Linked DNA regions of Homo sapiens: all the other regions are linked to region 1. A link is a loop called in an ENCODE intact Hi-C map of the cell type or tissue named here. Cell type or tissue: heart right ventricle. All regions are shown on one strand. Links, peaks and the distances in the headings refer to the core of each region. The heading gives the core; the rest is flanking DNA.

Region 1 (8,265 bases), core at 2,041-7,040:
AGGATAACCCGAGGCCTCCTGAACCTGCAGGAGGACTGGGACTTCCTTCCCTTCCTCTGAGAAACCTGCAGCAGCCACTGTCAGGCAACAGTCGTGACAACTTGCAGCTGTTGTCTGCTGCTGCATCTCCGGGCTTTTGAGACCTTCCAGGCATGATTTGTCCCTTTACAACATTCACCTTTTGTGTTAAGTGCTCAGTTCAGCCCCTTGGACCTGGAGGATATGACAGTAGCTATCTTGTATGTGTAGTCCCGCAGGAGAGGAGCCTGTCCCACCAGTGTGGCAATAGCCATCAGGGTCTCACTGTGGACCAAAACTGTCCCTGGACACAGGCTGCCTGGTCCTTTTGGACCCCAGGCCTTGGCTATGGGCTCAGGACCTCCTTGTATGTGACTTTGGCCAGTCAAGGGGACTCTGTGCTAGTCTTTTTCATCTAAAATGGGAAGCAAGAAGGAGGGTTTTTGCTTGTTTGTTTGTTTTGTTGTTTTGAGATGGAATTTTGCTCTTGTTGCCCAGGCTGGAGTGCAATGGCACAATCTCGGCTCACCGCAACCTCCACCTCCTGGGTTCAAGCGATTCTCCCGCTTCAACCTCCCGAGTAGCTGAGATTACAGGCATGCGCCACCACGCCTGGCTAATTTTGTATTTTTAGTAGAGATGGGGTTTCACTATATTGGCCAGGCTGGTCTGGTCTCGAACTCCTGACCTCATGATCTGCCAGCCTCGGCCTCCCAAAGTGCTGGGATTACAGGTGTGAGCCACCACACCTGGCTGAGGGAGGCATGTTTTAAGGCTTGAATGAAATAGAAGTTAATCTGCAAAGTTAAAAAACTAAAAATCCATAATGTATTTTGATAAAAATTTACTTCCTAGCTTTTTTTTTTTTTTTCTTGAGACTAGGTCTCACCGTATCACCCAGGCTGGAGTGATGGGATCATGGCTCACTGCAGACCTCAAACTCCTGGGCTCAAGGAATCCTTCTACCTTAGCCTCCTGAGTAGCAGTGTCAACAGGCATGTACCACCACCTCCGGCTAAGTTGTTTTATTCTTTTTTAGATACAAACTCTCCCTTTGTTGCTCAGTCTGGTCTCGAACTCCTGGCTTCAAGCAATCCTTCTGCCTCAGTCTCCCCAATTGCTAGGATTACAGGCTTGAGCCATCTCACCGGCCCTAACCTTTTTAAAAAATGTGTTTTTGGGAAACTTTTCACCCATTGAAAATCAGCAATCTTCATTTTTTGTTTTCTGAAAGAACACCTTTATGAATATTTTTATGGGTTGTCAAACAAATATACTTAGTAGACTAATTTATGGCAGAATTCGAGAAACAGGGCAGCCCAAGCTATGAAATTGCACCCTGTGTTATTTGGGAGGCTTGTGTGCTTGAGTTGCCAAACTAAGCTGCACAACTGTTCTAAGCTCTTGACTGCATTGGCTTTTGCGTGACCATTTTCCTTCTTGCTCCACGTTGATTTTAGACATCTTTGAAAAATTATCATTTTCAGATGTTTGGACAAAGAGGAAAATTGTTGCCTTGGCTCCAATATCAATTCCTTTCATAACACTAAATATGCCATTGCTACTAGAGTTTTGGTTCTCCGTTTCTCCCTGAGGACATTGGTATTAAGAAGAGATTTGGCTCAAGCTACCTGATCATACCTATCTTGTATATAGTTGCTAATACAATATGATTAGCAAGACTTGGGTATAATGTTACAGTGGTGTGGTAACAGAATTCTGATTTATTCTACAGGCCCTTTGGCCATTTTGTTATTTTCCCCATTCACGTCTATTTTTTGTATTTCTAAGAAAAAGAATGTTACGGTTAGGTTATAACTATGTGGCACCACCACAATTATCATTTTCTATTCAATTTAAAATTTTGACTGTCATAAAATGCAAGCTTTACTGAATTAGAATCATTCTGGATTGTCTTGTTCCTTAGGACAACGTAATAGCCAGACCTACAAGTTCTGAGTCTGGTTATTAATGTAATTCAACCAGTCAGGCAGTGATCCAGTCCATTGTTCAGCCACTGAACCCCAACAAAAAGCTAATTTCATCAGTTATATCAATCTTGTCTAAAGATTTATAACTTGAGTAGCATTATTTCAGCAGACTCATTTTCCATAGGGCATCTGGAAAATGAAGATACTATAGAAAACGAAAATAAAAGTAGGGAAAAGAAGGATGATCATTAGATGTGTTCACCATGTTTCCTTCCAGTTCTGTTTTTATCATATGACTACACAATTTGTTCAAGTCCAGATAAATTATTGCTTCCCACAGGTCATCATTCCTTCCACTCATGTCAAAACTATTCATCATCATCTCCAAAGTGTGTTTTGACTTATGCTGTGCTTTGTAAAGGATACACCCAAGGTTGGAGGTGAAATATGTGTCAGAGACTAGGAGTACAAAAATTAGATGTTTGGCTTTGTTCATGGATACTCCCCAAGTTTGATCATGTACTTTCATGCTTCTGACCATATGCAGTCTGTTCCTTTTGTATAAAACACCCAATGATTCCCTTGCACAGCTGGTTAATTTTTCAAAGTCCTTTGAGAAGCAAACCAGTGTCACTTCTTCCAGAATGTCTTTCTTGACTTTAACCCACTGGTAATAATTTATTCAATAACAACTCTCATTTTTTTAGCAATTTCCATGGGCCAGAAAATGTACTGTTTTGAAGTTATTATCCTTCCTGACTATCCCTAAATCAGTATTTAATTATCACAACTACATTAGGAAGCAGATACTACCCCAACTTCCCAAAGAGGAAACTGCTGTTTAAAGAGATTAAGTAACTTTCTTAAGGCCACACAGCCAGTACATGGTAGAGGCAAGATTTGAACCTGACTTCTGTAGTCTATGTTCTAAGCCACTAGAGCATATGGTTTGGCTCTGTATCCCCACCCAAATCTCATCTCAAATTGTAATCCCCACTTGTCAAGAAAGGGAGGTGATTGGATTGTGGGGGTGGTTTCTCGCATGTTGTTCTCATGATAGTGAGTGAATTCTCAAGAGATCTGGTTGTTTGATAAGTGTGAGGCTCTTCTTCCTTCGTGCACTGGCTCTCTCTCTCTCTCTATCTCACCTGCCGACAAATAAAACATGCCTGCTTCCCCTTCCACCTTGATTGTAAGTTTCCTGAGGCCTCCCCAGCCATGCAGAACTGAGTCAATTAAACCTCTTTTCTTTATAAATTACCCAGTCTCAGGGAAGTTCTTTATATCCGTGTGAAAACAGACTAATACAAGTATTGTTTCCCAAAGAGCAGCACGTGAACCACTGCAGCTATGAGATAATTTTCAATGGACATGTTTACATGAATAATTTTCTATTATTTCTTCTTTTTTTTGCAAAACATTCAGAAAATAAGAAAACAAATAAATTCTCAGCATTTTGCCGAATTTTCTTTGTATTTTTATTTTGAAGAAAATAAACATTACATATAGAGTTAGAGACCTCTTTGTGGCTCTCCGAGATCTCATTCCTTTCCAATCCTCCTCAGAGGTAATCATTATCCTAAATTTAGTGTTTATCATTCCACTTCAAGTTTTTAAATGACTACTAAGTACGTATTTATCAATATACAATATGTAGTATTGTTTTACTTGTCTTCAAACTTTATGTAAATATCATACCACATGTGTTATTCTGCAGCTTGTTTCATTCACTCAACATTTAGTTATCGATATTTATTTATTTGATACACTTGGCCTCTGTTCATGCATTTCAAATGCTGAACATCATTTCATTGCATCAAAATGTCACTAGTTTATTTATACATTCTCCTTTTGACTGACATATATATTACTTCCAATGTTTGATATTATAAATAATGCTGCACTTAGCATTCTGTTGCATGTCTTCTTGTGCACATGTGCTAGATTTCTTCCAGGTACAAAGAAGCAGAATTGTAGATATACATTATATGTATCTTCAACCTTACAAAATATTACCAAATTGCTCTCTGAATGTGTCAATTTCCATTCCCACCAGCAGTTTATGAGAATTCCCTTTTCTCAAAATCTTTAACCAACTTCTTAAGTTTTCCAGTCTTCTGAGTGGGAAATGTTATTTTGTAGTTTTAAATTTGCATTTCCTGATATTAGTGATGTTAAAGGGGTTTATTAGAATAACGCCATGAAAGGGGTTTATTGGCCATTTGGATTTCTTCTTTTGTGAATTGCTCATTATCCCTATGAAAATTATTTATTTTTAAAATTTATATAGAGTAAAATTCACTATTTTTGGTACATGCTATGAGTATTTGACCAATGCATAGAGTTGTGTAATTATCACCACAGACAAGATATATGAAATAATATCCCTTTGTAGTCAACTCCTTTCTTTATGCACAATCCCTGGAAACTGCTGATTTCTTCTCCATCCCAATGGTTTTGTCTTATCCAAAATGTCATATAAATGGATTACACAGCATGTAGATTTTGGGTATCTGGTTTCTTTCACTTAGCATAATGTGTTTACGATTCCTCCATGTTGTTATGTATTTCAATAGATTGTTCTTTGTTGCTGAGTGGAATTCCATTGTATGGATGTACTACCATGTATTTGTTAATTTACCAGTTGAAGGGGTATTTTAGATTATGAATAAAGTTGCTATGAAATTTTGCATATAAGTTTTTGTGAGGCATATGTTTTCATTTCTCATGGGACTGCTGGGTCTGAGACTAGGTAATTTATAAAGAAAAGAATTTTATTTAGCTTGTTGTTCTGCATGCCAGGAAATTCGAGGACACGACCTTGGCTTCTGGCCAAGGCTACATGTTGCATCATAACATAGCAGAGAAGGTCAAGGGGAAGTGGACACATGCAAAGAGACAAAACCAACAGGCATCCTGGCTTTATAACAACCCACTCTCCTTGGAATTAATCCATTCCTGGATAATTAATCTAGTCTTGTGAGAGCAATAACTCATCCATTACCTCTAGAAGGGCACCAAGCCATTCATAATGGCTCTGCCCCCACGAACCAAATGCCTCCCACTAAGCCCCATCTACCAACACTGCCACATTCGGGATAAAATTTCAGTATGAATTTTGGTGAGGACAAACAAACCATATCCGATCCATAGAAGCTTGTGTAAATAATGATACGTAGTTTTCCTTTAATCTGTTAATATCGTAATTTATATAATTAGATTTCCCAATTTTGACCCATTCTTTCATTCTTGTGGAAAATGCTACCATGTTGAATTATATCAGGTTTTTATACACTGTTCAACTTCATATTCTTGTATTCTTTTTTTTTTTTTTTTTTTGAGACAGAAACTCACTCTGTCTCCCAGGCTGGAGTGCAGTGGCTCAAACAAGGCTCACTGCAGCCTCGACTTCCAGGGCTCAGGTGATTCTCCCACCTCAGCCTCCTGAGTAGCTCGGACTACAGGTGTGTGTCACCATGCCTGGCTAATTTTCATATTTTTTTGTGGGGATAGGGTTTCACTGTGTTGCTCAGGCTTGTCTTGAACTCCTAGGCTCAAGTAATCCGCCCACCTCAGTCTCCCACATTGCTAGGATTACAGGTGTGAGCCACCACACCTGGCTGATATTCTTGTGTTCTGTTTAGGATACTTTGCACTCATGTGCATATGAGAATTTGGTCTTATACTGTATATATTTCTTATACCAAAATCATCTGGATTCGGTATCCAAGTCGTATATAGGCCTCAGGGCATGAGCTGGGTACCCCCTCTCTTTCTAGTTTCTAAATTAGGTTCTATGAATAGTAACTATCTCTGCCTGATGGTTTTAGTAAAACTTGCATGTATATCTGCAAGGCCCTGGTATCTGTTTTGAGTATGGTAAGGGAGAAGACTTGTTCACATACTCAGTTTAATGATTACCAGTTTATTTAGGTTTTTTGTTTCTTCTTAATCAGCTTGGTTTAATAATTAATTAATTAATTTTAATCTTCACAACCTACTCCCATTTTTGTCTTCAACCTATAAATAATTATTTAAATGACATTTTATTTAACATTGAATATGTGTTTGATATGTATTCTTGTTTGTGTTACTGCCAAATATGTGGAGATTTTTATACACATGGGTTTTAATTTAGGAAAATGGTATTCTGTTACACATTGTATCTCATTCTGTGCCCTACTTTTCTACTCAGCAGTATGTTTTAAAGATCTATTTAAGGTGTGGTAAGTGATTCTAATGCATTGCTTCTAACTGCTGCATTAGAACTTCATGAAACATTTGTGTGTACCATATTTTACCTGTCCACTTTTCTAATGAGGAACTTTCTGGTTACCTTCATCTTCCTGATGCCATAAACAATTCTGACGTGAATGTTTTGTCTGTGTCTTCTTATTGGCCTTTGTGAGAATCTTTGGTTTCTATCCTTAGTGAAACTGTTGGCCATATTGGTAATTTGACTGTGTACAGATCAGTTGCTGTCTGTAATGGCTGCAACAGTCTACACTCCTGCCAACAGAACAGAACCTTTGTTCTATTACCACATGCCTACATTTGTCGTTTTATAGCTTTTAGAATTTTGCCAGTCTAATAAGTGTAAAATGATATGCACACTGTTTTAATTTTCATATATCTGATTTTCAGTGATTTTGAACACCTTATCATATTTCTGCTACCTTTTTGAGTTTATTCTCTAAATCGCTTGTTCATATTCTCTATCCATTTTTCTATTGGGTGTGCTAGTTTTATCTTTCTGATTTGCAAAATACCCTTGTATATTCTAGATATTAACTCCTTGTTTGTTTTTTGTTTTTTGAAATTTCAAAATTCTTATCAGCTTCCATAATTCTATCATGTAATAATTTTGTCAGAGATGTCCTTAGTTTAACAGAACTTTGATATTTTGAAGTTACCAACATAATCAATGTTTTCTTTTGCATTTGTGCAGTTAGTTAAGGTCCTGATTACATTTTTCTCCATACAGTGAGCTGGTTTATCAATCTTTTTCTTCCTTTGATTTGTTTTGCTATTATGTTCCATTTGTTCTATTTATTATTATTATTTAGAGACAAGGTCTCTCTATTTTGCCCAAACTGGATTTGAACTCCTGGGTCAAACAGTCCTCCCACCTCAGCCTCTCAAGTATCTGGGACTACAGACACATGCCACTATGCAGGGCTAGTCTATTATTCTTGAGGTAACTCCATCATTGCCTTTATAGGGTTAACTTAGCTATTCATAGACCTTTATTCATCGATATAAATTTTAGGCCAGCCACGGTGGCTCATACCTGTAACCCTAGCACTTTGGGAGGCTGAGACAGGTGGATCACCTGGGGTCAGGAATCCGAGACCAGCCTGACCAACATGGTGAAACCCCATCTCTGCTAAATACAAAAAGTTAGCTGGGCGTGGTGGCACATGCCTGTAATCCCAGCTACTTGGGAGGCTAAGGCAGGAGAATAGCTTGAACCTGGGAGGTGGAGGTTGCAGTGAGCCGAGGTCGTGCCACTGCACTCCAGCCTGGGCAACAAGATTGAAACTCCATCTCAAAAAAATATATATATACATATTATACATATATATAATATGTGTATATATATATATATTTTAAATAAAATTTATCAAGTTCCTCAAACAATTCAACTGGAATTTAGATTGGTATTGCATTAAATAGGTTAAATTGGTGAGAATATTTACAATAAGTTGTCCTATCCAAGAGTATGGACCATTTCTCCATTTATTTAAATAATATTTTATTCTTTTATTGGAATTTTTTCTCCATAAAGGCATTTGTTACTTTTGTCTTTATATTATTTGTAATTTCTTTTTGCTATTGTGACAGTTTCACATTTGCATGTCTCTTCTAGCATGTTATTACTGGTGTGAAGAAATGGAAGTTATTTTTGGAGATTGATATTTTATCTGGCAACCACTTTGAACTCTCATATTAATTATAATTCTGCAGTTTGTCTGCTGAATCTGTTGCTGATGGTTTTTAGGTAGATTATCATATTTTTATTGCAAGTAATTGCAGGGGTTTTTTTTGTTCGTTTTTTGTTTTTGCTTGTTTTTTTTTTTTTTTGAGATAGTTTCTCACTCTGTCGTCCAGGCTGGAGTGCAGTGGCGCAATCACAGCTCACTGTATTTTCAAACTCCTGGGCTCCAGGGATCCTTCCACCTCAGCCTTCTGAGTAGCTGGGACTATAGGCATGTGCCACCACACACAGCTAGTTAAAATTCTTTGTGTGTGTAGAGACAGGGTCTTGCTATGTTGCCCAGAGTTGCTAGTGTGGAACTCCTGGCCTCAACCAATC
Region 2 (8,265 bases), core at 1,928-6,927, 86 kb after region 1:
AGATCTCAAGGGATCTAGGAAAAGATTATAAAACATATCCTCCTCACTAGCCTGGCAGCTGGTGATAAATCCAGGAGGCAACTATTTTCTATAGCAACTGTCTTTATTTGAGGATAATAGGGTAATATAGCCTGGTGGTAAAGACTTAGACATTCCTGGATTCCAATATTAGTTCTGACACTTACTAGGTATATGACCTTGGGCAAAACACTCCAAAACTCCCCAGTTTCCTCATCTGTAATATGGAAGATACCAGCCCCAAAGTGGTGACTTGATGATTATATAATTCACATGAATAAATTAGATTCATGTCAGACACATAGCGAGTGTTCAGAAAATCTTAACTTATTTTAACTGTTCTGACTTATTATTACTATGATTATTATCACTATTATTATAGAATTAGGAGGTTCTCAGCTTCAAATTTGGATTTGCACCTAATTCATTCTCACAGAAACAGAGATGTTATTAAGTATGCCTTTTTCCTTCATCGCACCTTTGAGCACACACATCCCTTTAGAGACCCTTTGGAGGTGTTCCATCTCTGACTCTCACAAATCGCCCTTCTTATTTCACTAAATTTTACTTATTTGGGGCATGAAGTAATTTACCATGTCTAGGCACTGCCTGGAGTCAACTAGTAAAGGGTTGGATTAGACGACCTCTCGGCTTCCTTCCATCCCTGAGAATCTATGATTCTATGAGTCAGTGTTTGGGGAAAAAAATGAAGGGCTGTTTAGTGATGAGTGACAGTTCTGTCCTAAAAGAACAAAGAACTTACTCACTGTGCCAGAAGCCATGTTGAAGATCACAGGATAATGAATTATAACTCTACTACCCTCTGGCAGGACAGGAAAGGAATCTCATAGACAAATTGCACTGGGAGACAGATTATGGATTAAAGTCTCCAATATTCATGACTTCCAACCAGTCAGCACATAAGACCATAACAAGTGCCAAAGGCCACTCCTGTATATTAAAAAAAATAATGGAAATATCCCCAAAGAGAAGCAAGGGAATGAAATTCTGGCCAAGACAGTATTTCTGAATCCTTCTCCTTTTCTGGAAATAGCTATGATAAACAGCTCATGAGACAATATAAGCCATCATCTGTAAACTTGTGGCTTTTGAGAAAAAAAACATAATGGTGGAATTTAAATTCTACCCTGTCTTTTTCCACTTACCAGCAACTGGGGGTTGCCCAGCAGGAGAAATGAGATCATTTCCCTCTGAGTGGCTAGCCGAGCTTGCCCACATTCATTCTTCTTCCCACGTTGTGTTTTAGCAGGCATCAACACGTCAGCAACTTCTGAAATGTGCCAGATCTGGGGAAGCAGGGCATTGTCACTACTGCACGAAAGAACTCCCCACCTCTGCAGTGGACCCACACCAGCCACATTTTCTCTTGTTTTCTCGTCAAATGGTGGTAGGAGGTCAAAGCGGACCCTCTGGTTTACTGCCTGACACACTGCTTGGCTAACCTTTGGAGCCTATAGTCCACCAGCCAGCCTTCCTGATGTCATTTGATACACTCCATTTCTTCTCTGCATTCTTTTCAAACACCCCTTTCCTTGATTCTGCTTCTCAGGTGGCTATGAGGCTAGAAAGGCTGGTGATCTATGGAAGGGAGAAGAGGGTGCTGTCCACCAAGCACCCTAAGACATGAAGTCATTATCATTGTGATACCAGAAATGCTACTCTAAACTTTTCAGCTTCTCAGACTTAATAAACAGTTGTCTCTTTTTAAAAATGAAAAGCATTTTCATTGTTTCATATATTACTTGTGTAACATAGGAATACATTCTCATCGTGAAAATTAACATGCCAAACTGTCTAGAGTTAATGGGAGTCTCCTTTCATTCTCACCCCTGCATCCCGATCTAAGTCTCTTTCCCAGAAGGAACTGCTGTCAACTCTTCCATATATAACCTTTCAGATCTTTTTATTCTTAGTTATATACATATTTGCACATAAACTGTATGCAACAAATACATAACTCTTGGAATCCTCATTAGAAGTCTACTTGATGTAACTGCTTTCCTCTACCACTTTATCTCACCCAGCTCCAGCAGTAAGCCATACAGCTGAGTTCAGGAGAAGGTGAATGAATGGTTGTACTAGTAGGCATGTGTCTGGATATCTATGTCAGGCTACAGTCCAAGACCAAAGACTATTGTTTCTGGATTATCCATTAAACATATTATCTGCTTCTTTCTTTCCAACAGTATATGCTAAGCTCTTCTGTGTCTTTTGCACTTAAGAACGAATGGAGAATCTGGAAATAGGTTTGCAGCACTGAGCCAATTAACTGGGGCAGTGTTCAGTACAGGCAGGTTGGACACACATTGATTTATTTTTAGTTGTAAGGGCCATTTGGGCCCTTCTGAGATTCAAAAGGAGGAGTGGTAGAGTTGAGTCTAGAATCCAGGTTTCTTTTTCTGAGAGAGAGGCTTGCTCTGTTTCCCAGGCTGGAGTGCAGTGGTGCAGTCATGGCTCACTGAAGCCTTGACCTCCTGGGCTTAAGCGATCCTCCCACCTCAGCCTCCCAAGTAGCTGGGACTACAGATGTGCACCAGCACGGCCGGCTAATTTTTGTATTTTTTCTAGAGACCGGGTCTCACCATGTTGCCCAGGCTGGTCTCAAACTCCTGGCCTCAAGCAATCCTCCCGCCTCAGCCTCCCAAAGTGCTCAGATTACAGGCGTGAGCCACCATGACCGGCTTAGAATCCAGGTTTCTTGAATCCCAGTTTATGTTGTTGCCATGTAACCACCTTGACCCACTTAAATTAGTTTTGTCTTCATCACAATATTAAGAGGAGCTTTCTATAATCTGAATGTGTCCCTGAAAATTCATGTGTTCAAGACTTCACCCTCAATGCAACAGTATTGCTAATTGGGTGGGGCCTTTTGGGAGCTGTTTATGTCTTGAGGGCTCTGCCCTCACGAATGGATTATAAAACATTATAAAATGACTCGACAGAGGGAGTTTGGTCCCCTTTTTGGCTCTTCTGTTTTTTCCACCATGTGAAGACACAGCGTTGCTCCCCGCTGGAGGATGCAGCAACAAGGCAACCTCTTGGAAGTGAAGATAAGGCCCTCACCAGACATGGAACCTGTCAGTGCCTTGATCTTAGACTCCCAGCCTCCAGTACTGTGAGAAATAAATTTCTGTTCTTTATAAATTATCCAGTCTGTGGTATTTTATTTTAGCAGTGTAAACGGACTAAGAGAGAGGGCAAGTAGAGGGAGATAAGGGTATTTAAGACCTAAATGGAAGGGAAAGACACCACCAAAAAAAGACAGAGTGGGAGGGCAGCCAGAGGCTTCTAATACTAGCTCCTTCAGAGTTCCACATGGGGCCAGCCTCACCCTCTGGACCACGTTCAGATTCTCACCTTAACATCTGAAGCCCTGCATCAACAGTTTGTCTAACCTATTCAACCCTTCTGGCTGATGACTTTAAATGTGTATCTCTTATCCCAGATAACTCTTGCCAGTCACCTGTCTCTAGTTACCGGATTTTTTTTTTTTTTTTTTGGTTGTCAACTCAAATCCAAAATCATCATCTTACCACCCTCCAAATGCACCCCCACCACAAAAAAAAAATTGAATTCTCTTAATAGCTATGTTTGAAAACTCTGGACCATAAATGAGATTTTTAAAATTTACCCCCCCCCAGTATCTGGCCAGACCCCAAGTTCTGTCCATTTTCCCACATGAAAAGTTTCTGTTATCTGCACTTCTTCTTCATCCTCGTTGCCATTGCTCTCATCCTGGTCCATATGACCTGGATTACTGCCACATCCTTCTCACTGGCTTCCCTGTCTCCATTCTCACTGCTCTCAAATCCAGCTCTGCTTATTCTCATCAGACACAGCTTCATTAGCCTCCCTTTTCTTTGTTGTTGTTCTCCAGCTAAAAAAATGTAAATGATTCTCTAGTTCTTGCCATATTTAATCTGTCAAGTCAAGTGGAAGAGGGTATCAGCTTACTCTGTGTTATTCTCAATGGCAGAACTAAAGCCAATAGGCAAAAGTTACAGAAGAGCTGAAGTTTACTTCAGCTGATCAAAGAAAATTCCTCTGAACAACAAGAGCTGTTGCACAAGGAAGCAGCCTGCTCAAATACTGAGCTTCCTGCCCTTGGGGAGATATATTATCAGGAGCTGGGAACTACCTGTCAAGATTGTTGTAAAAAGGATTCATATTTTTAGGAGGTAGGAAAACACTGATGACATTAAAGATGATGATAGCCAACCATTTTTGAACATTGGCTCCATGCCAGGCACTCTCCTTGCTGTTGTTAGTGTTACCTCATTTATTCTCATATCAACTCTGTAGTAGACACCCTTTTTATCCCCACTTTACAGTTGGGTCTACTATAGTGATTAAGTGCATAGACTCTGGAGTAAGACCACAGTTCAAGTTAGCTCTGCCACTTACTGGATGAATGAATTTAAACAAGATTCATAACCTATTTGACCTTAGTCTCCTCGTATTTACAATAGAGGGAATAACAGTACTTGCTTCACTGGCATGTTGTGAGGATTATGTTGTAAGATAACCTACGTAAAGCACTACTTGGCTCACAGTAAATATTCAATGATCATTATTAATCTTGTCTTCATTAGATTATATGTTACTTGGGGAAAGTGGCTCCATTTCTTCTATTTTCCTCATCTCAGCTGGCTCAAACTGGCCATGCAGTAAATCTTCCTTCAATATGTACTTATGATCAATGATGGTAGTGAATACTCCCCAAAGCTTCTCCATGAGACTTAATGCCTTGTTTCACCACCAATGATGTATTCCCATTGACCTTCTTTCTCAGTCAACCCAAGGTCAGGCCCTCCCTGCCTGCTTTGTGTGTGTGCATGAACTCCACTTACCATTTCATCAGTAAGTAGCCGATCATGATGATTTTTAAGGTTCAGAGTCCTTGTATTTTCTAATCACTAACCCCAGTTACTAAACAAATGAAAATACCTTTGCCGACAACCTTCCCAAACTGTGAACCAGACTTCCATTATACTAATATCCTGCCATACTGCATACCTTCCTTTCATATTGAACCTCATAAGTTCTGTTCACAGCTTATAGATCTCAAAACATTTCCTTAGTACAGCTCATCTTTTGCTTTGTTTGAGGAAGTTGCATGAAATAACCTGACAAAGAGATAACTGTCTATTGGGAAGCTCTTTTTTTTAGAGCCCTTTGATATCATTCTCATTTTGGTTTATAAGCTTTACATGAAAGGAGTGGGGAGGGGAGACTTTCCTTTTCAGCACGAATAAATTAGTAGCTGTCCTAGAGATTATGCTTCTGAAGCCAGGTGCCGCCACTTAGCTTAATGTTTCATGATGTGTCACCCAGCAAATTATGAGTTGTTTGAATTGATTTTCTCCAAACAGCTGAGCTACAGCAGCTTTTGTTCTATTGATGTTTGCTTCAATTTCTGAATGTGTATTGCTTCCAGACAGAAAAAAAAAAAAACATTGCATGTCTTATAAAGAAATGTCATTAACTCACAGAGCCTAGTCTATGATTAGAAGGTTTGAGGGGGGTATGCTTTTTTCATACAACGGAGCTACTCTTGATGGTTTAAACTCTTTTGCCAGTTCCTAACTCCTTTCTACGTCCTTTGAATATGCCATATCATTATCCTCACATCTGTAAAACCAGGTTGTATTGAGTTTCAAAATTAAGGATTTATTTTTTCATTCAATCATACCCATAATGACTGACCATTTACTCTGTGCCTCAGTTAAGCCTTTTGAGACATAGAAGCAGCATGGATACTGGATCTGGCTCTCAATGAGTTTCTAATCTTTCTGGGGATTCAGGATAAATATTTATGAAACAATTCAAGAGCACCATAGGCCATCACCATAGTACATTCTAATATATGTGCTATACTTAAACAAAAGCCCTCAAAATAACGATGGTCTTTAGGGGTTGCTCACCCTGCTGGGGAAAGGAGGAACTGAAGTGAAGTGAAGGGGGCTCTTTTCCTTCCCTAAGAGCACTGGGGCTGCTCTGGGCCAGCTAAGCCATCTGTCTCTCTGCCAGTGCTTGTTCATTTATGTGGTTAAGAGAAGCCACAGGCATTCTCATCTAGAAATTGCACATTAACCTTCACCCCCTCCTCCACCCTGTGTCCGGAATTGGTTCCTTTGGGTGGGTTCTTGGTCTCGCTGACTTCAAGAATGAAGCCGCGGACCCTCGTGGTGAGTGTTACAGTTCTTAAAGATAGTGTGTCCGGAGTTTGTTCCTTCAGATGTGTCCACAGTTTCTTCCTTCCAGTGGGTTCGTGGTCTCGCTGGACTTCAGGAGTGAAGCCGCAGACCTTCGCAGTGAGTGTTACAGCTCTTAAAGGTGACACGTCCGGAGTTGTTCATTCCTCCCAGTGGGTTCGTGGTCTCGCTGACTTCAGGGGTGAAGCCACAGACCTTCACAGTGAGTGTTACAGCTCCTAAAGGTAGTGCAGACCCAAACAGTGAGCAGCAGCAAGATTTACTGTGAAGAGAGAAAGAACGAAGCTTCCACAGCGTGGAAGGCGACCCAAGAGGGTTGCCAGCTGCTGGCTCGGGTTGCCAGCTTTTATTCCCTTATTTGGCCCCGCCCACATCCTGCTGATTGGCCCATTTTACAGAGTGCTGATTGGTCCGTTTTTACAGAGTGCTGATTGGTGCATTTACAAACCTTTAGCTAGACACAGAGTGCTGATTGCTGCGTTTTTACAGAGTGCTGATTGGTGCGTTTACAATCATTTAGCTAGACAGAAAAGTTCTCCAAGTTCTCCCACCCGACTCAGAAAGTCCAGCTGGCTTCACCTCTCAACCCCACATACAAACACACACATACACACACCTATATGGGCATTGGAGCTTATGAGTGTGCATTTTTCTTCTATTATTTCTTGACTTGTTTGGCCGATTCTCGATTGGAGTGTTAAGATTTGGGATTGGGTTTTGGGATAGAAAGAGAAGTAAGATGGCCTTTTGCCCTCCTTTTTATTGTATCGTTGCCTTTTTTTTTTTTTTTTTCAGGAAAAGGTAAGCTTTATGTCACAGCAATCTCAAAACGGAGCAGTCATTAGCACCATATCTACAAACTGGTAGAAAATAATAAACACTTCTACATACATATTTGATAATATATCAGAGGAAGTCACATCAATTCCTGTTATTCCTGCCACTCCTTGCTCAACATCCTTTCCTGTTTGAAGCTGAAAAGATAGACTTGAAGATGCTTATGCTTTTTACTCAAACATGCACCAATTTCAGGAAAGGGGGCATCTGGTGGCAATTATTTTAGGGGATCGGCTAAATTATTAAATGTCTTCATTAGTAAGACAGTTAATTTTGTAGCTTTCCTGATTTTTTTTCTCACATTTTTATTATTTTTATTTTTTATTTTTTTGTTTTTGAGAGAGAGTCTCACTCTGTCACCCAGGCTGGAGTGCAGTGGCACGGTCTCCACTCACTGCAACCTCTGCCTCCAAGGTTCAAACGATTGTCCTGCCTCAGCCTCCTGAGTAGCTGGGATTACAGGTGCCCGCCACCAAGCCCGGCTAATTTTTTGTATTTTTAGTAGAGATGGGGTTTCACCATGTTGGCTAGGCTTGTCTCGAACTCCTGACCTTGTGATCTGCCAGCCTCAGCCTCCCAAAGTGCTGGGATTACAGGCGTGAGCCACTGCACCCAGCGTTTTCTCACATTTTTAAACAGGCTGCAGAAGTTTCTCATGTCGAAAGTAATGTAGTTGATATATATAAAAAAATAAAGCGCTGCCTCCATTACTTAAGAGGCAGATACTTTCAATCACCATTCACAATAGCCAGTTGGAAGGATCAATCCACTGTTTTTGGAAACACTGGCTGGGTGGCTATCTATACACCAAGAAAGTGGGATGTCTGGGCAGCACATGCCAGTACGAGGTGCATTGGGCAGCCGAGCACTTGTTTTATTACTTGTTGGTCTATCTTAGTTCACAATATAGAGCTGCTAGAGTCTTCAGGTTGTCTTCCCCCTTGCCCTGAAACCACTCTGGCAGGAATGCCATGTCATCTCCAGGGCAGTCTGGTGATTTAAGCATTACTGGGTCCTCTGGTGAAATATCATTCAATGCCATATTAATAAATGCCAAATCCTCAACAGATAATGAATCTTAAGGGATGTAGGGAAGAAATATCAGTGAGGATTGGAATGAGTCAGCAAAGGCTGCTTGGAAGAGAAGATGAGGTTTTAAAGTGTCAATAGGATT
Region 3 (8,265 bases), core at 2,745-7,744, 200 kb before region 1:
CATTTGGTTCCTCACACCATATCGTGATTGCATTTCATCCTCCAACTCCAGCTCAAGGTATAGGCAACAACAGTATAAATTCAGAGTTAGTGTGAGCATGTGTGTTTTGCATATCTCTTGCTAAAAAAAGTAGCTCAAATTTACTGGCATCTCATTTAGTCAAAATATATGTGTATGTGTGTGTGTGTGCATGTGTAAACAATGTGTGCTTGTATATTTGTGGGTACACAATTTGAGAATGGCATTGAGTAGTAAGAGACAGGGCTAGACAGGAATCAGATCACAAAGTCACTTACTAAGAAGGTTAAATTTTATCAAGTATGTGACATTTCTTGGTGTGAGAGGTAAAATTCTAGTCTAGACTCTTGATAAGCTCACCAAGGTCTAGTAGCAAGTAAGGCTCAACTCATGGGACCTTGTAAAAAGAGTCCCGGAAAGGGAAATAAAGGCTTTCTCAGATGAAGTAAACCTCAGAGAATTTTTTACTAGAAGACCTGTTATTAAACAATGGCTAACAGGCTAAAGGGAGTTTTCCAAAGAGAAAGGAAACTATAACCTAAGGATGCTGAGACCCCAGGAAGAAAGAAAGAAAAATAGAATGGTTATGACAGAGGTAAATATAATAAACTAAGCTTCTCTTCATGCTTTTTAAAGGTACTATTTGAGAGTTGAAGCCAAATTTATATCATCTAACACGGTGCTCAATGTATGTAGAGAAACTGCTTAAAGCATTTATATTTATTTAACAGGTAGAGAGAGTCAAGTGATCTAAATGAAAGTGAGGTACTTCACTTGAGGTGCTAAAATCTTGCTTAGTAATAGACTGTGATATGGTACATATGTATATACTAACACCTAGAGCAAGTCCTTAAAAAATAAGACATATTTGGCCGGACGAGGTAGCTCATGCCTGTAATCCCAGCACTTTGCAAGGCTAAGGCAGGAAGATTGCTTGAGCCCAGGAGTTAGAGACCAGCGTGGGCAACATGTCAAAACCTCGTTTCTACCAAAACAAACAAACAACAACAGCAACAAAACTAATTAGCTGAATGTGGTGGCATGAGCCTGTAGTCCTAGCTACTCGGGAGGCTGAGCGGGGAGGATCACTTGAGCTCGGGAGGAGGTTGAGACTGCAGTGGTGCCGTGATAGTGCCACTGCTCTCCAGCCTGGATGACAGAGCAAGACTGTCTCAAAAAATAAAAATAAAAAGAGAACTATATTCAAGAACACTATTGACATATCAAAATGGAATTTTAAAAAACGTTCAAGTGACTCATCAAAAGATAAGAGGCAGGGAACAGAAGGACAAAAAGTGGAGCAAGCAAACATAAACTAAATAATAAAATGGCACACTTATGCCTTAACATATCAATAATTACTTTCAAAGTAAATAATGTCTAACTATTAATAATTAAGGCCGGGTGCAGTGGCTAACAGCCGGGCATGGTGGCTCACACCTGTAATCTCAGCACTTTGGGAGGCTGGGGTCAGGAGTTCGAGACCAGCCTGCCCAACATGGTGAAACCCCATCTCTACTAAAAATACAAAAATTACCTGAGCGTGGTGGGCTGAGGCAGGAAAATCGCTTGAAGCTGGGAGGCGGAGGTTGCAGTCAGCCGAGATTACACCACTTCACTCCAGACTGGGCAACAGAGGAGACTCCATCTCAAAAAAAAAAAAAAAAAAAAAAAAAAGGAATGGCCGGGTGCAGTGGCTCATGCCTGTGAAATCCCAGCACTTTGGGAGGCTGAGGCGGGTGGACCACCTGAGGTCAGGAGTTCGAGACCAGCCTGGCCAACATGGTAAAACCCCATCTCCACTAAAAATACAAAATTAGCCGGGCATGGTGGCACATGCCTGTAATCTCAGCTACTCAGGAGGCTGAGGTGGGAGAATCACTTGAACCCAGGAGGCGGAGGTTGCAGTGAGCTGAGCTCGCGCCACTGCACTCCAGTCTGGGCGACAAGAGTAAAACTCCATCTCAAAACAAACAAACAAGCAAAAAATTAAAACACAGATAAAAACACATGACCCAACGATATGCAATCTACATGAAACTCACTTCAAGCATAATGAATGCAGCTCGAAAATAAAAGAATAGAAAATGACAATTATGTAAACATTAAAAAGCAGGAATGGCTAGGCTATATTAATATCACATAAAGTAGAATACAGAGCAAAGAAAATTACTGGGGACTAGGAGTGACATTATGTAATCAGAAAAAGATCAATTAGCTAAAAAGAAATGGTGACCCTAAATGTGTAAGCACCAAACAACACAGTCTCAAAATACATAAAAACTGAGCAGGGTGTGGCCGGACATGGTGGCTCATGCCTATAATCCCAGCACTTTGGGAGTCCAAGGCTGGTGGATCACCTGAGGTCAGGAGTTCGAGACCAGCCTGGCCAACATGGTGAAATTCTGTATCTACTAAAAATAGAAAAAAAAAAAATTAGCAGGGAGTGGTGGTGGGCACCTGTAATCACAGCTACTGAGAAGGCTGAGGCAGGAGAATTGCTTGAACCCGGAAAAGGCGGTTGCCGCAAGCCAACGCCATTGCACTCCAGCCTGGGCAACACAGTGAGACTCTGTCTCAACAACAACAACAAAAAACAAAATAAAACTGATATGGCTGAAAGGAGAAATAGATAATTCTGTATGGGTAGTTTATTGAGGTTAGTGGCTTTTTACGGTTGTCTTGGACAGATGCTACAACAACAACAACAAAAAAAGAGCAGAACACATTCAAAGAAAGCAGAAAGATGGAAATCATAAAGATAAAACCATACATCAATAAAATAGAAAAACAAAAACAAAGAAACAAAAAGCTAGTTCTTAAAAAAAGTAATGAAATTGATAAACTTCTAGCAAGACTGACAAAGGTTAAAAAGAGAGAAGACATAAATCACCACTGTGAGGAATCAAACTGAAGATATCATTACATATCCTGCAGCTATTAAAAAGATAATTAAGGAAATACTACGAAAACTTTATGGTCACAAATTCAGCAACATGGAAGAAGTGAACAAATTCCTCAAAATTCAAAAGCCACCCAAAACGCAATCAAGATTAAATAGATAATCTGAATAGCCCCATAACCATTAAAGAAATATCTCCAGGTTTGGACACTTTTACTGGAGACTTGCACCAAACATTTAAATAAAAATTAACGTCATTCTGAGCTTAGATGCAAAAATCCTCAATAAAATATTAGCAAATAAAATTCAACAATGAATAAGAATTATACACTGACCAAGTGGGATTTATTCAGGCATGCAAGGTTTGTTTAATCTTTGGAAACTAATCAATGTAATCCACCGTATCAATAGGGTAAAGAAGAAAATTTTATGATGATATAAATTGATGCAGAAAAAGCATTTGATAAAATCTACCCACCCATTCATGACAAAAATTTAAAAAATCAATCTCTCAGCATATTAGGATAGAGGGGGAATATCATCTTTATTTTCTTTAAGAGATGGAGTCTTGCAGCCCAGTTTAGGATGCAATGGTTCTATCACAACTCACTGCAGCCTTGATCAACTGAACTAAGTGATTCTCCTGCCTAAGCTTCCCAAGTAGCTGAGACCACAGGTATGCACCACCATGCTCAGCTAATTTTTTTTTTTTTCGAGATGGAGTTTAGCTCTTTCACCCAGGCTGGAATGCAGTGGCGCAATCTCGGCTCACATCAACTTCTGCCCGCAGTGTTCAAGTGATTCTCCTGCCTAAGCCTCCCGAGTAGCTGGTGGGACACATTATGGTGTCCACCACCATGCCTGGCTAATTTTTGTATTTTTGTAGAGATGGGGTTTCACTATGTTGCCCAGGCTGGTCTCAAACTCCTCACCTCAGGTGATCCACCCACCTTGGTCTCCCAAAGTGTTGGGATTACAAGCTTGAGCCACCGCACCCAGCCTCATGCTTAGCTAACTTTATTATACAGACGGAGTCTCCCCGTGTTGTCCAGGCTGGTCTCAAACTCCTGGCCTCAAGAAATCCTCCTACTTCAGCCTCCCAAAGTGCTGAAGTTACAGGTGTGTGGGGAAAAGATGGGGGATTCACCATGTTGGTAGAGATGGGGATTCACCGTGTTGCCCAGGCTGATCTTGAGCTCCTGAGCTCAGGCAGTCCACCTGCCTCAGCCTTCCAAATTGCTGGGATTACAGTTATGAGCTACCACGCCCAGCAGAATTCTGAATGTGTTGCTAATTTTGGTCCACATTCTTATTTGTTGAAATTAGTTTTTGGAGGAAAAAAATTGTGTGTCAGGTCCACTGCTTTATATGAACACTTAACTATCCCATGGTACACTCCTACAGGCTGTGGGCCCTGTATAGTGAACCACCCAAGAAATCAGCTCCTTTTTTGAAGAAAGGGCCACATGTAATATATCTTTCCTATCTTGTTAAAGAGGCACTTCAAGGCGTTAGGGCTTACAGAGAAGAACCTTTGTACTTCGACGAAGATGAACGTGAATGAGTATGGCAGATTCAAGGCATAAGACAGGTCTTAAGATGTAATTGTCCTTACTTCATCAGTTACCCTAGTATGTTTGCAGATTTGTCTTTTTTTCACTCATAAATCCTATTTTTATATTAAAAGAATCTATAATCTGAGACTGAACTCACTTTTTTAGTTATCTATATTTTGATCTTTTTTATTATACATATATATTTGCAAAAGTAGAGTTGTCAAATATATCCTTTTTTAATTTTATGTCTTTGGAATTCAGGTGATATTTAAAAAGGCCTTTCCATCTCTCAGATTATAAATGCAAAGTATTATATAGTATCTCTATGTAACCAAATCCTCAGTAGACTACACCTTATATTACTCATTCACACAAAGGCTTAAATGGGCACTGATTGTCCACAAGGGATGATTTTGCCACCCAGGAGACATTTGGTTATGTCTGGAGACAATTTTGGTCAACACCACCGGGCATGTGCTGACATCTAGTGGGTAGAGGCCGGTAATACTGCTAAACCTCCTACAATGCACAGGGTAGCCCCTTCTCCCCACCCCAACAGAGTTATCCAGCCAAAAATGTCATATATGGATGAGATTGAGAAGATCTACTATGAACCATTTCTCCTCTGTGACTGTTCAGATCCCCACTGTTTCAGGATATGTATATCATAGAACATTGAAAAGACTGAGGGAGGTGGAAAAGAAAGAAAAAAGCAGGAACTGGATAAAGAAATTTTGGTAAATTGGAGAAAACCTTTTTACTTCATTTGTACTGTCCTTAATTCAGTACCTCTAATTCAGCTCCCAAAACTCAAATTTAACAAACACCATTTTACAGAATACATCAGAAAAACAAAAAGAAAAAAATCCTGACAAACATTGGCATACTTCCTAAGAGACAAAAGCATGAAGAACAGACTAATTATTATGTAAATGCCTTTATTTGAACTACTACATTGCTACCAGATTACATCACTTTTCAGAGTTAGAGTAACATAATACCTTGGAAACTATAGCAAACAGCTTGACAAAGCAAGAGTACATTAATTCCTACATATATACTTTTATTTTTAGTGACCACATTTCTTTGTTTCAGGTGTAAAATTAAAAAATATATTGTACACTTAGCATACTTGGCCTACCAAATCCCGTCTAAGTTCTGAGCACACTCTCTCCTCAAAAGTATCATATTCAACAGCATTTTAAATTTAGAGAGAGAGTTTGATGATACAGGTTTTAAAACAAATAAGCATGTATTGAACCAAGTGATTTAAGACAAAATATTTCAATTGTTTACAGCTTGGGTATGAGAGGGAAGATGCAAATTTAAGGTACATTTTTCTTCTAGCTACGATGTATGTTTTACTTACTTGAAGACCCCTTAAAAAAAGTAGCAAAATCAGCAGTCTTGTTTAATATAATCAAAATATTCTTAAATGTACAAAAAAGGATCATGTAGAAAGAATACTGTAAAAAGATACTGATCTTAAGAATAAAAGAATAAGAAAAGCTTCTATTACATTCTGCACAGCCAGTTACTTCGGCAAATTTTCAGTACTACAAAGATAAGCAAAGGATACTCATATCCAAATACGCTCTGACCATAGTTCTCGAATAAGAACTAGCATACTGGATGGAAAGCAAAATTACTGTCTAATAATATTCATATCCCATCATCTAAGCAAGTCCCAAGAGAGGGACATTCTAAGAGGGCAAAAGATAACAGAGCAAGAAATAACATACAGCAATGGGAAATGTCAAGGGCAGCATTCTAGGAGGAGAGAGTAAAATGTTTTGGCTATGAGCACATTTCAGGCGTGCCTGACAAATTCAACTCTGACTATGGGAAAGAGGAGTTGTTTTTCTTAAACCCTTTCCCCTGAGGGCTCTCATGATAAGCTAGTCCTGTTAATCAAAATGAAAAGTCCTTTGAATGGCCAAGAGTTCCTTAAGCCATAAGCACTTCACCTGGAAATAGCTGACCTGCGAATCATGCACCTGGGAGCATGGCTGTTTTATTCAGATTGGTTATTTTACACTCTCTTCATTCCCCTGCCCATCAAACATGCAAACACAGTCATGACCATCTTGGGCTTTACTTCCACAAGGTCTTCAGGGAGAGCATACACTCTGGCTCCGATTCTTCTAGCCATTGACACTGCATACCTATTTTAGGGGGAAACAAAATCAGGATGAAATTCTTGTCAGTTAAGGACACCACGTAAGACATCTATTTCCTCATATATAATTATTATGCTGGGATGCAAAAATTCCATATTGATAGTTCCAATTAGAACAGTTTTGCTTTTTGTTTTCTTTTGATTTGGGTTTTGATTTCACTTTGAAGTTACAGTAGGTTTTTAAGCTCTATTATTTGGGGCTAATAATATTTATTCACTCTTTTTCTCCAATGTGAGGTGAGAATTAAGCTTGAAGCACCAACTTTATATATATAATTACCTAGGCTGTCTATACAATCCATGTTAATATTCTCATTGCACACATAATAACACACACTCAAGTCATCTTAGAGATATGAGGTGGAAAATCATGCTAGATGCAAAACCCAAGTTGTTAGGCAGATGCAATGAATACTTCCAAGTATTCATGAGAGGGGAGACAGTCTACGTGGTACGTGGACAGAGTGGCTGGACCAAAAACTAGAAAAGGTAGACGAAGGGACAGAAGAACTGAGATGTCCAGGTAGGGAAATTTTCAGGAACACATCTCAACTAATCCGTGAAGTATTTCTAGGTGTGTTGGAACCAGAATCTTTAAAGATAATTAAATCATCGAGTTTCTAGAAAAAGAGATTTCAAGAGTTCTTGATATATTGTGGATATTAGACCTTTGTCATATCTGCTAGAAATATTTTTCAAGGAAAAAAGAAATAATGTGCCTAACTCCAAAGTTTTGCAGGAATGCTTCTTAGCTGTTCGGTAATGCAGGACTGTGGATGGATTTTCAATGTCTAACTAGTAAGGTTTTCATGGGTCACCCATGAAGCCAGGTCACACTCTAGGCCTTTGGTGAAGAAGAAAATAGGCTGGTGGAAAAGACCTTCTGAATATTGTTGAAATGCAAGAAACTTTCAAGGCATAGTCTTCTGTGGAGGGCTAGCAAGCATTCTGTTAATATGGGAACTGATGAAGATAAATTCAATAAATGTAGTAAGAATGATCTATGTATAGTAAAAGAGACATAAGTGGATAATGCGTTTTTTAAAAAAAGAATGAGACAGACAGATGAACACCCTAAGCTCTTATTTTCCTTGTAAAGTTTTACCTGATTTGCATTAAAATACATGCTACATTATTTCTGTAATCCACTGAAGCAACAACCGACTAAGCACCTAGTAGGCCAAGCACAAGGCTAGGCTCTTATAATTTTTAAAAATTTAATCTTTATAAAATCTAAGGTAAGTATTATTGCCCCCAGTTTATTGATGAGGAATCTGAGGCTCCAAGAGGTTTCTCCCAAGGTGACACCACTCTTAAATGGCAGAACCTGAATTAGAATTCAGATCTGTCCAGCTACAAAGCTGCGTTCTTTTCATACTATTAGCAGTCTCCCTTACTTGGCATTATTGTGCTTGTCATCTTCTGTTAGATTGCCACTCTTCACAAGGTCATAGTTTATACAGCCTGGCTGGATGGCATCAATTAAATCCACAACTGCCAAACTGGAGCTGATCGTCTTGTCCTAGTGTGAAAGGAGAACAAATCTGAGAATTTTGATACATACAAATTAACATGTGCTTACTTATATCAAGTGCCAAAAACAAAGCCCA
Region 4 (5,285 bases), core at 285-5,284, 190 kb before region 1:
CTGAAAACAGAGCTAAGACCATCCCATTCATTTATAAGTATTTATTGAGAGCTTACTGTAAGCAAGGCACTGTTCTAGAGGCTGGGCCCACAGGACAAAAATCCCTGTCCTTGCATTAGAGTCAGAGAGATAGACAATAAACAAGTACATGGATAAACAAACAATACGGGGGGTATTGGTTTGTTGACAATAAACAAACAATTTTAGGGGTGTATGTAAGTGCTATTAAGAAAAAAAGGAACTAGGGTTAGGGGTTAGAGAGTAGCAGGTGGTAGTCAGGAAATCTTTGAATCAGTGACTGGAATACAGTAAGGATACGAGCCACTATATGCGAGCAAAGAACGTTCCAGGCTGAGAGAACAATGAACCAAAGTCCCTGAGTTGTTGTGGATGGTCTACTTAAAGGATTCCCTGGTCTCTGTTTCTTTCTTTTTTACCTTTCTTTTTTTTTCCCTCTTAGAGATAGGATCTCACTTTGTTGCCCAGGCTGGAGTACAGTGGCACAACCATAGCTCACTGAAGCCTCAAACTCCTGGGCTCAAGCAATGCCCCCACCTCAACCTCCCAAACAGCTGTTTCAAAATATAAAGTATTTGCTCCCTAGGGTACTATAAAGACATTTATATATTCTATCACTTACAGTTAACGATCATGTAAAGGAATACTTAAAGCTTTTGTGTATTTGGAAAATGATGATGGAAATCACCACTTGACATTTTCCAATATAAATAATAGCTACAAATTAATATCTAGAAAATCTTTAGAGCTGTCATTATTTAACATCCATTCATGACATTCGTAACTGTTTACAATAGCAGTAGGAAGGCTTACGCATAGAGATGGTTTACGTGAGGATTGACACCAAGAGAGTTCATCCAGTTACGGAAGGTTCTTTCTTCACGAGTTTCTCCTGTTAAGAATATTCACAAAATTTACTGATTCATTAAACACTTTATGTATGTGCATATAGTGCCAATACACATATTAGATTATTTTATCTCTCTATTCAGATCTAGAATTTTTCGATAATACGAGTTTCCAAGCATTCTTCTAAGTACATACATTCTCTCTAGGTACAGGCTTATTTTTAAAATTTGAATTTATTTTAAAATTAAAGAATACAACCTTATTCTAACCAGTTAAGCAATTTAGAGGTTTATGAACTTTTTATAGTCTCCTTCTCAAATCTTTCTCCAATATTTCCTCGAATCTGCATCCCTCAAAGTAACTGATGTTATCAGTTAAGTTACTGGTTTTATAGAAATATCAGTGGACACTCAATGAATTACTATTTGCATTATTTATTTATTTATTTATTTATTTATTTATTTTTGAGATGGAGGTTTGCTCTTGTTGCCTAAGCTGGAGTGCAATGGCACGATCTCAGCTCACTACAACCTCTGCCTCCCAGGTTCAAGGGATTCTCCTGCTTCAGCCTCCCGAGTATCTGGATTACAGGTGCGCACCACAATGCCTGCCTAATTTTTTGTATTTTTAGTGGAAACGGGGTTTCACCATGTTAGCCAGGCTGGTCTCGAACTCCTGACCTTAGGTGATCTGGCCACCTTGGCCTCCCAAAGTGCTGGGATTACAGTCGTGAGCCACCGCGCCTGGCTGCATTTCTTAATTTTTATAGACTACGCTTCACACATATATAATCTGGAAAAGGTAAACTCTGCCTTTCCAAAACTTAAAAAAAAATTAGTATATATTATCATTTGTTTCTTGAGGAGGTAAAGGTGAAAGGAGTTGGGGTTAGTTCCAGTTACATTGACTGTGGATGAATGAAACATAAATATATGCTAAATTTACAGGTCAAACTGAATGCATATGTGCACTTTTTCCTGGTGAGAGGATTAAAAAGTGGTCTAACCCTAAATATTAAAACTAAATACTGATTTACTAAGTGGCTTTACATTAAGCGACTCGACTACTTTTTATTTTTTTTATTTATTTTTTGAGATGGAGTCTTACTCTGTTGCCCAGGCTGGAGTGCAATAGCGCGATCTCGGCTCACTGTAACCTCCGTCTCCCAGATTCAAGTGATTCTCCTGCCTCAGCCTCCCGAGTAGCTGGGATTACAGGCATGTGCCACCACGCCCCAGCTAATTTTTTAATTTTTCGTAGAGACGGGGTTTCACCATGTTGGTCAGGCTGGTCTCAAACTACTGACCTCAGGTGATCCGCCCATGTCGGCCTCCCAAAGTGCTGGGATTACAGCTGTGAGCCACCGTGCCCGGCCTCGACTACTTTACTTTAAAAGTTCACTTGTATCGTACTTTCCTGCCAGTTTTTACTCAGCATCTGCCATCTACTTCTTGTAGATATAAAAAAACTTATTAAGTCTAGATTGTAAAATCATTGTGGCCTATGTATTTCTACTCTATAGTCCCACACATTCGAAATTGAGGTTTTTAGTTACCTTCTAATAGAGTCCAGTCAATATCCTGGTTCTCTGGCTTAGTTAGTGCTGGGTATTTATTAAACAGGTTAGCCACGAAAGCTAAGTTGAGTTTGGGGTTTCCACTGACAACATCAGCAGGGGTAACAAACTGTCTGCAACCTAATTTATCTGCTTGTTGAAGCATACTCTCAGCTCTCTTCAAATCATCTGTTTCCTGTTGAAACAAAATCGGAAGACTTTGTCAAAGGCCACACTAAAAATATAGAAAATTTCCCCACTGTCATAGTCTGGGTATACAGTTCTACTTTCTTTTAGCTAACATATGGTACTTATTATAAAATTGTTTTGAATGCAAAAAAAAAGGTTGGCCCTCTTGGAGATGCAGTACCTGTAATATACACTAGATGGCGCCAGATCACACAGCAAACTACTGAGTACATTTAACTAAATTGCATTAAGAAAGAAGTTACGTAAAAGGTTGGGGGAAACTCCCAGATTTTGTTTGAAAATCTGTAGAGAAAAATATACATTCACCATCTTCACTTTCTCTGGTTCCACTTTTCCTTTTTTCCTTCTCAATAGGAAAACAGCTTCAATTGTCCTTTTAAGCCACCTCAAGTTAAATATTCAGATATTTTCAGTAGAATTATGTTAAAATTTTTTTTCAAATGTACTTTATCTACAATGAATCTCAATTAATTATTAAATGTGAAAGGGTATTAACTGTAGTCCTACTTAAGTCTCCTTTAGAAAATGGTGTTCATTTTCTGTAAATTGTGGGTTCATTCTCTTCAACCTGGCTTATTTTATTTTATTTTGCTGATTTACTACTTTCTGCTTTGGAGTTTCTCCTTTTTTCTACTGGCTCTCAGCTGAACTTCACTGAGGCTTCTGGGTACTGTGCATTAAGTCAATGAGCTTCATGACAGAGTGGACTCCTTGGAACCCTGGAACCTCTGGGGCTGTGTTATGCAGCAGAAGGAACTAGAAAGGAGGGCACTGCTGGAGAGCGAGCTAGAGAGAGAGGAAGTTGTGCTGAGCTGTGGAAGTAGGCTTCCCTGGCTGAGGGAGAAGACAGACACCTTCATTCATGTCATGCTCAAATCCCAAGGGAAATGCTTGTGAACTGTTGCTTGAATTGAAGAGAAGCAGAGAATCTATTTCCACTGATTTCTTTTGAGCGTAGGGAGAATGGTGGAAGGCAAGACCAAGGATTAATCTCAGGGAATTGAAGGATTAAAAAAGTTAGGACGAAAGGAAGGGATTTTTTCCATTACAAAGACGAAGAGAAAAAAGTTAAATTGAAATAAAAAACAGGTAAAACTGTTCAGAGTTAAAATTAGGCCTTGGTTGGACGTGGTGGCTCACGCCTGTAATCCCAGCACTTTGGGAGGCCGAGGCAGAAGGATTGCTTGAGCCCAGGAGTTCGAAACCAGCCTGGCCAACATGGCGAAACCTCGTCTCTTAAAAAAAAAAAAAAAAAAAAAAGACCCTAAAGAAGGTGTAAAGCTGAAAAAGATGAAGGACACTGAAAACCATGAGAACAGCATGAGCAAAGGCACCTGGGTGGTGGTGGGAAGGAAGGTTGGGGTGGGGAACACAGACTTTTGGGGAAATAACACTGGCTAGATTTTAGAGCAAGATTTGTAGGGTGAGTGCCAAGCAGAACATTTCAGACTGAATTCTAGAGTCAACAGAAGAATCCTTGTCGGATTCTGAAGAGGGAAGAGACAAAAGAGTGTTTTAAGATCAATTGGAAAGGATTGACTAGAGAAGGGGTGTATCAGAATCGGTTAGCATACTGATGCCATTTACCCTGGTATCAGATCACATGGCTAGCCAACCCAGACAGCTCCCTTCTTGGACAAGATGGCCCCTCATCCCTACCAAGAGTGACCTGAGCTGAAGAGTTTTGCATTTAACATACAGACAGAAATATAAGCACACAAGTCAGTTACAAATTCAGTTCTGATAAGGGCAGCATAAAAATGGTTTAGCCACGTAAGGCACGGTGGCTCACACCTGTAATCCCAGCACTTTGGGAGGCCGAGGCGAGTGGATCACCTGAGGTCAGGAGTTCAAGACCAGCCTGGCCAACATGGTGAAACCCCATCTCTACTAAAAATATAAAACTAGCTGGGCATGGTGGTGGGCGCCTGTAATCGCAGCTACTCGGGAGGCTGAGGCAGGAGAATTGCTTGAACCCAGGAGATGGAGGTTGCAGTGAGCCGACACGGTGCCACTGCACTCCAGCCTCAGCAACAGAGTGAGACTCTGTCTCAAAAAAAAAAAAAAAAAAAAGAAAGAGAAGAAAAATGGTTTAGCCAATGTAATCCACTCCATCCTATGGCATAATAGGCTAGATATGTGGATTTTGTTAATTAGTAGCATGCATTCCATATCTAATGGGTACAAAAACCACAGATTCCTAGAAACTTGGGACTAAATAGTTCACTCTAACTCCTTACTTTATGGATGAACAAAGTGAAATCCAATTTTGAGAAGGAACTTGTCCAATGTCACTAAACAAATTAGTGACATAACCAGGGAACATGGTCTCTGAGAGTAATTCCCTAAATTAGATTTCATAGATTGGGAGTTTGTAAAACATAATCACATTACTCTCAACACAGGAATATGAATATATAGTCACTAAATCTATTACTGTGGTTATAATCCAAATACTTGGAAAAGGTTTTCATATAGTCACTAAATCTATTACTGTGGTTGTAATCCAAATACTTGGAAAAGGTTAGCTTCTAGTTACTTATTTCCCCATACTTGTTTTGAATATTTTATGCCATCCATATAAATCAATACCACAACAACGATGGAATTCACTAACAATCAAAATAAATCAAAGCTAGTTTTCTGGCCTCTG

The links. Hi-C counts contacts between places; a loop is a spot of excess contacts. Peaks named below come from ENCODE experiments on the same cell type or tissue, not always from the same donor. Only the 100,000 strongest peaks of a DNase experiment are listed, where the experiment ranks them.
Region 2: a loop joins it to region 1, with 1.9 times the contacts of the local background. A loop is called at or near these places in 3 of 110 quality-filtered maps.
Region 3: a loop joins it to region 1, with 2.5 times the contacts of the local background. A loop is called at or near these places in 6 of 110 quality-filtered maps.
Region 4: it touches region 1 in a loop (3-fold over the local background); 7 of 110 quality-filtered maps call a loop at or near these places.

What each region holds. Positions count from the first base shown.
Region 1 is chrX:115,446,522-115,454,786 of GRCh38, reverse strand. LOC124905206 (a long non-coding RNA gene) reads left to right here. Exons shown (of 2, transcript XR_007068305.1): 2 at 1-4,646. It also overlaps the pseudogene LOC105373314. Among named protein-coding and RNA genes, the nearest start is that of PLS3, 110 kb to the left of the region's middle. In heart right ventricle, for the core only: no CTCF peak of the experiment used is centred there; a DNase peak (open chromatin) is centred at 4,776.
Region 2 is chrX:115,360,646-115,368,910 of GRCh38, reverse strand. LOC107985681 (a long non-coding RNA gene) reads right to left here. Exons shown (of 3, transcript XR_001755944.2): 2 at 1,185-1,325. Among named protein-coding and RNA genes, the nearest start is that of LUZP4, 75 kb to the right of the region's middle. In heart right ventricle, for the core only: no CTCF peak of the experiment used is centred there; no DNase peak of the experiment used is centred there.
Region 3 is chrX:115,647,805-115,656,069 of GRCh38, reverse strand. It overlaps PLS3 (plastin 3), which reads right to left. Exons shown (of 16, transcript NM_005032.7): 15 at 8,053-8,177; 16 at 5,209-6,641. The coding sequence ends at 6,509. Among named protein-coding and RNA genes, the nearest start is that of PLS3-AS1, 89 kb to the right of the region's middle. In heart right ventricle, for the core only: a CTCF peak has its summit at 4,971 (motif pointing left); no DNase peak of the experiment used is centred there; H3K27ac peaks cover 2,661 bases.
Region 4 is chrX:115,640,646-115,645,930 of GRCh38, reverse strand. PLS3 (plastin 3) reads right to left here. Exons shown (of 16, transcript NM_005032.7): 10 at 2,423-2,618; 11 at 832-910. Among named protein-coding and RNA genes, the nearest start is that of PLS3-AS1, 81 kb to the right of the region's middle. In heart right ventricle, for the core only: a CTCF peak has its summit at 2,798 (motif pointing right); no DNase peak of the experiment used is centred there; H3K27ac peaks cover 2,258 bases.